2 separate regions of the Homo sapiens genome follow, and region 1 is linked to region 2. A link is a contact called in ENCODE Hi-C or POLR2A ChIA-PET data. All regions are on one chromosome and are shown on one strand. The core of a region is the stretch at or near the end of the contact, and the rest is flanking DNA. Distances in the headings are between cores, read along the strand shown.

Region 1 (2,700 bases), core at 99-2,598, 2.2 Mb before region 2:
TGCCTAGAAAGGGGGCTGGCACACATTTGTGCCTAGTGACTGCTTTTTTTTTTTTTTCTTTTGAGACAGAGTCTTGCTCTGTCGCCCAGGCTTGAGTGCAGTGGCGTGATCGCAGCTCACTGCAGCCTGGAACTGCTGGGCTCAGGCGATCTTGGGATGACAAGCCCTTGCCACCATGCCCAGCTAATTTTTGTATTTTTTGTATAGACAGGGTCTCTCTGTGTTGTCTAGGCTGGTCTCCAACTCCTAGGCTCAAGTGATCAGCCCACCTCGGCCTCCCAAAGTGCTGGAATTACCGGCCTGAACGGCCCCATAAGCCTTGTTTTTATTTATTTATTTATTTTTGAGATGGGCTATCACTTTGTTGCCCGGGCTGGAGTGCAGGGGAGCGATCATGGCTCACTGAAGCCTTGAACTCCTGGGCTCAAGTGATCCTCCTGCCTCAGCCTCCCGAATAGCTGGGACCAGAGGTGTGCACCACCACGTCTGTCTAATTTTTTTTTTTTTTTTTTGTAGAGACAGGGGTCTCCCCATGTTGCCCAGGCTGGTCTCGAACTCCTGGTCTCAAGCGATCCTCTCGCCTCGGCCTCCCAAAGTGCTGAGCTTGCAGGCGTGAGCTACGGCGCCCGGCCTCGCTTGTCGAATGAATGAATGCTTGAGATGCGTTATCCGGCCTGGCGCCAAGAGCTCGGTGTTGAAGCCAGAGTGGGATCACCCTGGGGCCCTCCAGCCGTGGGGGGAATGAGATGGGGACTGAAATTATGGGCCCGGGACATCGCGGGTGTAGACGCGCGCATCCCCGCGTGGAAGCGGAGGGGTCTCGCTGGGCCCCAGCACCCCGTCTTCCTTCCGTTCCTCCTCTGCCTGCAGGTCCGCCGCGATGGGGAAGCCCTGGCTGCGTGCGCTACAGCTGCTGCTCCTGCTGGGCGCGTCGTGGGCGCGGGCGGGCGCCCCGCGCTGCACCTACACCTTCGTGCTGCCCCCGCAGAAGTTCACGGGCGCTGTGTGCTGGAGCGGCCCCGCATCCACGCGGGCGACGCCCGAGGCCGCCAACGCCAGCGAGCTGGCGGCGCTGCGCATGCGCGTCGGCCGCCACGAGGAGCTGTTACGCGAGCTGCAGAGGCTGGCGGCGGCCGACGGCGCCGTGGCCGGCGAGGTGCGCGCGCTGCGCAAGGAGAGCCGCGGCCTGAGCGCGCGCCTGGGCCAGTTGCGCGCGCAGCTGCAGCACGAGGCGGGGCCCGGGGCGGGCCCGGGGGCGGATCTGGGGGCGGAGCCTGCCGCGGCGCTGGCGCTGCTCGGGGAGCGCGTGCTCAACGCGTCCGCCGAGGCTCAGCGCGCAGCCGCCCGGTTCCACCAGCTGGACGTCAAGTTCCGCGAGCTGGCGCAGCTCGTCACCCAGCAGAGCAGTCTCATCGCCCGCCTGGAGCGCCTGTGCCCGGGAGGCGCGGGCGGGCAGCAGCAGGTAACCTCGCAGCCTCCCCGGAGAGCAGCATCGTCTGTGAAATGGGGGTTTTGCAACCCCACGATCTCTTATCCACAGTTCTGAAATCCGCAAAACCCTGAAAACCGGATTCCTACTCGCCCCTTCTGGTAACTTATTTGGGTCAAAAAGTGACTGGTGGCTATTTATAGCCTTCACTTAACCACTTAATGTGAATAGTCATAGGATCCTATAATTAAACATATCATTATCACGTAAAGACCAAAAACCCCTTTAGGAGTGTTATGTATATTCTATACACACATGCATATACATAACCCTCCCTGTGTCACTGTGTCTAAATCCAGCCGTGTTATTCTGAATTCTGGAACGTGTCCTGGTCTGGGTTTGGGATAAGAGAATGTTGCTCTGTGACAGTCCCTACGTTACAGGGTTGGTGAGAGGAGTCAGTAAGTTAGATACTGTTGGATGTGTTGTTATTATCCCTACTCTACAGAGGAGGCTGGGGCACAGATCAATTAAACCATGAGCACCAAGAGCCGGTATTTAAGCCCAGCTCTGTCTGCACTTTATTTTTTTAATTTTATTTTTGAGATGGAGTCTCGCTCTGTCTCCCAGGCTGGAGTGCAGTGGTGCAATCTTGGCTCACTGCAACCTCCACCTCCCAGGTTCAAGCGATCCTCCTACCTCAACCTTCCGAGTAGCTGGCATTACAGGCGTGAGCCAACACACTCAGTTAATTTTTTTTGTATTTTTAGTAGAGACGGAGGTTTCACCATGTTGGTCAGGCTGGTCTCGAACTCCTGACCTCAGGTGATCCGCCCGCCTCGGCCTCCCAAAGTGCTGGGATTACAGGCACGGGCCATAGCGCCCAGCCTGTCTGCACTTTAAAGCCAAGTTGTTTAGCTTTTGGGGAGGATCATTCCTAGGGCTGGGACACCCCCACTGCCAGATGTCCAGGTCATTTGGGAGCTGGGAGATTTATCCACCATTTCTGCCCCTGAGACCAGGCCTCCTGGCCTGAGGGTTAGTGCAATTACACCTGACTTTCTCCGTCACCCCAGGTCCTGCCGCCACCCCCACTGGTGCCTGTGGTTCCGGTCCGTCTTGTGGGTAGCACCAGTGACACCAGTAGGATGCTGGACCCAGCCCCAGAGCCCCAGAGAGACCAGACCCAGAGACAGCAGGAGCCCATGGCTTCTCCCATGCCTGCAGGTCACCCTGCGGTCCCCACCAAGCCTGTGGGTAAGTCGACATTA
Region 2 (2,700 bases), core at 34-2,533:
GCCCCTGGGGAAGTTGCCGGTGGCTCCTGCCCCACAGAGCCTGGCCCCCCCCCAGAGCTGCCTGGGTCACCTCAACCCTCTCAACAGTGCCCTTCCCACCCCACCCTGCAGGACAAGGTGCTGCGGATGCTGTACGTGTGGGCGCTCTGCCGAGACCAGGACGAGCTCAACCCCTACGCGGCCTGGCGGCTCCTGGACATCTCGGCCTCCAGCACCGAGCAGATTCTCTGAGTGTGGTGCCGGAGCCAGGTAGCCCCGGCCTGGGTCATCAGGCACAGAGGCACCGCAACACCACCTGCGGCAACTCCAGACCTCTGGGAACAAGACTGCGGGCTCTGCCCCCAGCTCTGCCAGGACGGCTGCAAGACCAGCTGGCCCGGGAGGGGACAACGGGCTGTTGCGGGTGCGCGGCAGCTGGAGACACTCCCCCGCAGGGCCAACCCCTGCCCTGTTGCTCTGCCCTGCAGGGGTCCCGGCGCCTGGTCACCTGGGGTGCACACAGGTCACACAGTGCCAAGAGGCCCCAGGGCCCAGGGACTCCCCCCACAGCAGGGTGGGACCCGGGACCCGCGGCTCAGTGGCCCGCTAGCCACGTCAGCCAAGCCACTTTAGGTCCATTTTTTAATTTTAACAGTGCTCTTCCATCTTGTGCATAAGCCTGAGATTTGGAAAGAATAAAACACCGAATTGCAGAAGAGCAGCTACGGAGTCTGAAGTGTCTTCTCTGGCGCGGGAGTGGCCGAGGCGATGGTGGGGGTGGGAGCAGGCGGCTGCTGTGGGAGGCGGTCAAGGTCGAGTGAGGAACTGCAGCCGCAGTGGGTGGACGCCTTGCCCAGGGCTGGACCCTGAGTTGGAAGACGAGGCCAGTGACAGACAAAACTAGGGGGACTTACTCATCCCAGTGACCTGCCTGAGCTCTCTGAGAATTGAGGTCCCCAGGGCCGGGGGAGCTTGAGTGCCCATATGAGTGTTTTAGGGCCACTGAGGTCCCCCCACAAACAGGGAGTCTCGAGTGGGGTCTATCGCGGAGGAGAATGCAGGCACAGGGCAGGCTGGGGGGCCCGAAGTGCCAGGGGAGGTGGGAGTGGCAGCTGCCCACTCCCCGGCGAGGTCGTGGGTGCTCGCGGGTCCTCGGGGCTGGGGTTCCGTCCTCCCGCAGGCCCGGGCGGGGTCGCTGGCTCGCGCGCCGCTCCCTGCGCAGCCTCCGCCCCCTGCAGCCCCGCCCCCCGCGGCGGCCCCGCCCCCGTCGCCATAGGAACAGCCGCGGCGGCCCGGCTCGCGCGCTGCTTGCCTGCCTCGGTCTCCGCCGCTCCAGGGGCGGGTGGGGTGGGCTGAGCCGGAGCCCGGGCCGCCGCCGCCGCCGCCGGGGAGAGGCCGAACGCGCAGCCGGCGCGGGTCCCTGAGAGAGCGCGGCCGCCGGGCGGTCGGTCCCCGTCCGGGTCGAAGCCAGGGTGAGGGGCGCGCCGGGGCGGGGGCGGTGGGGGAGGGGGTCCCAGGCCGCCGAGAACAAAGGGAGCGGGGGCAGGGGCCGCGGGGACCGTCCCCACGCCGCGCGCCCGGGCCGCGGCCGCGCTTTCGCACCTGTTGTGTGCGGCCCAGGCCGGGCGCGGCTCCGTTTCCCGGCTCTCAGCGCCCCCACCTGCGCGCACGGCCAGAGTTGGGTCCCCGCGTGGTGGTGGCGGCGATCCGGCGGGCCGGGCATGGGCGTAGCCCGGGGACCGAGGCGCGGGCGGGGGATGGGGTCGGGCACGTTAAGGGAGGCGGCGGCGGCGGCGGCAGGAGGGGGCGAAGCGGAGGAGGCGCGGGAGGGAGGGCGCAGCCTCATCCCCGGCGCCCGGGGCGGGTCCCCTCCTCCGCAGGGCGCGCGGCGATGTGAGCCATGAGCGCGACGTGGACGCTGTCGCCGGAGCCCCTGCCGCCGTCGACGGGGCCCCCGGTGGGCGCGGGCCTGGACGCGGAGCAGCGCACGGTGTTCGCCTTCGTGCTCTGCCTGCTCGTGGTGCTGGTGCTGTTGATGGTGCGCTGCGTGCGCATCCTGCTCGACCCCTACAGCCGCATGCCCGCCTCGTCCTGGACCGACCACAAGGAGGCGCTCGAGCGCGGGCAGTTCGACTACGCGTTGGTGTGAGGGGCGCGGCGCCCCCTAGCCGGCCCTGCGCCGGGGTCTCAGAGGGCCGGCCCGGCGGGGGGCGCCGCGGGGCCAGGACTGCGCTCAGGATCCCGCCCCGGAGCCCCCAGCCCGGGGGAGAGGGGGAGGGAGTTGGGAGAAGCCCAGCCCCTCCCCCTCGAGACCCCTCCCATGTCCCTTCCTGGCCTGGCCGGAGCCCCACCTCGTGCCTTTATCCGCCCTGTCCCTTCCTCTCTGCGCATCTCACCCGCCCGGCTGGCCCCCACCCCCGACTCTGAATCCCGGGCGGGAGGAGGACCCCCGCACCGCCCCCTCCCCAGCGTGTAAGTGGCTCTGCTATTGTGCGTCCCTGGAAGTGGGGACCCCCTTGTCCCTCCTCCCTCCCCTGTTGTCTGGCCGTCGTCAACCCCACCTTGACTGAGTGTTGAGCCCGTCCTTGGGCTCTGGTCCCTGCGGGGCAGGCTCTCCCGGGCCCACGGGGCGGACGCTGCATACCAATTTGCCCTGCACCGCCTGTCCCGGAGACGGAGCCCGAAGGCCTGCCATGGCGGCTGTGTCGAGGATGCGTGGCG

The links. Hi-C counts contacts between places; a loop is a spot of excess contacts on that map. ChIA-PET counts read pairs that join two places held with the same protein, here RNA polymerase II (POLR2A). Pooled maps may share reads with other maps.
Region 1: a pooled map shows a loop between it and region 2 (6-fold over the local background). The contact joins the enhancer-like site here to the promoter of CTXN1 in region 2. A Hi-C loop is called at or near these places in 5 of 50 pooled maps. POLR2A ChIA-PET finds 5 or more read pairs at or near these places in 4 of 52 experiments (AG04450, HepG2, PC-3 and 1 more).

The regions. Positions count from the first base shown.
Region 1 is chr19:10,094,744-10,097,443 of GRCh38, reverse strand. It overlaps ANGPTL6 (angiopoietin like 6), which reads left to right. Exons shown (of 6, transcript NM_031917.3): 2 at 871-1,462; 3 at 2,506-2,686. The coding sequence starts at 881. Among named protein-coding and RNA genes, the nearest start is that of ANGPTL6, 6.6 kb to the left of the region's middle. RefSeq lists silencers at 1,119-1,178, 1,239-1,378. Within about 2 kb of position 1,348, at least 18 of the 41 ENCODE cell types and tissues checked have a DNase peak (open chromatin) inside an H3K27ac peak, as active enhancers do.
Region 2 is chr19:7,924,718-7,927,417 of GRCh38, reverse strand. It overlaps CTXN1 (cortexin 1), which reads left to right and starts at 1,283. Exons shown (of 2, transcript NM_206833.4): 1 at 1,283-1,451; 2 at 1,860-2,700. The coding sequence starts at 1,880. The coding sequence ends at 2,128. TIMM44 (translocase of inner mitochondrial membrane 44) reads left to right here. Exons shown (of 13, transcript NM_006351.4): 13 at 112-700. The coding sequence ends at 231. It overlaps LOC124904629 (a long non-coding RNA gene), which reads right to left and starts at 2,013. Exons shown (of 2, transcript XR_007067120.1): 1 at 1,582-2,013; 2 at 608-845. RefSeq lists an enhancer at 1-602 and silencers at 1,099-1,368, 1,899-1,988.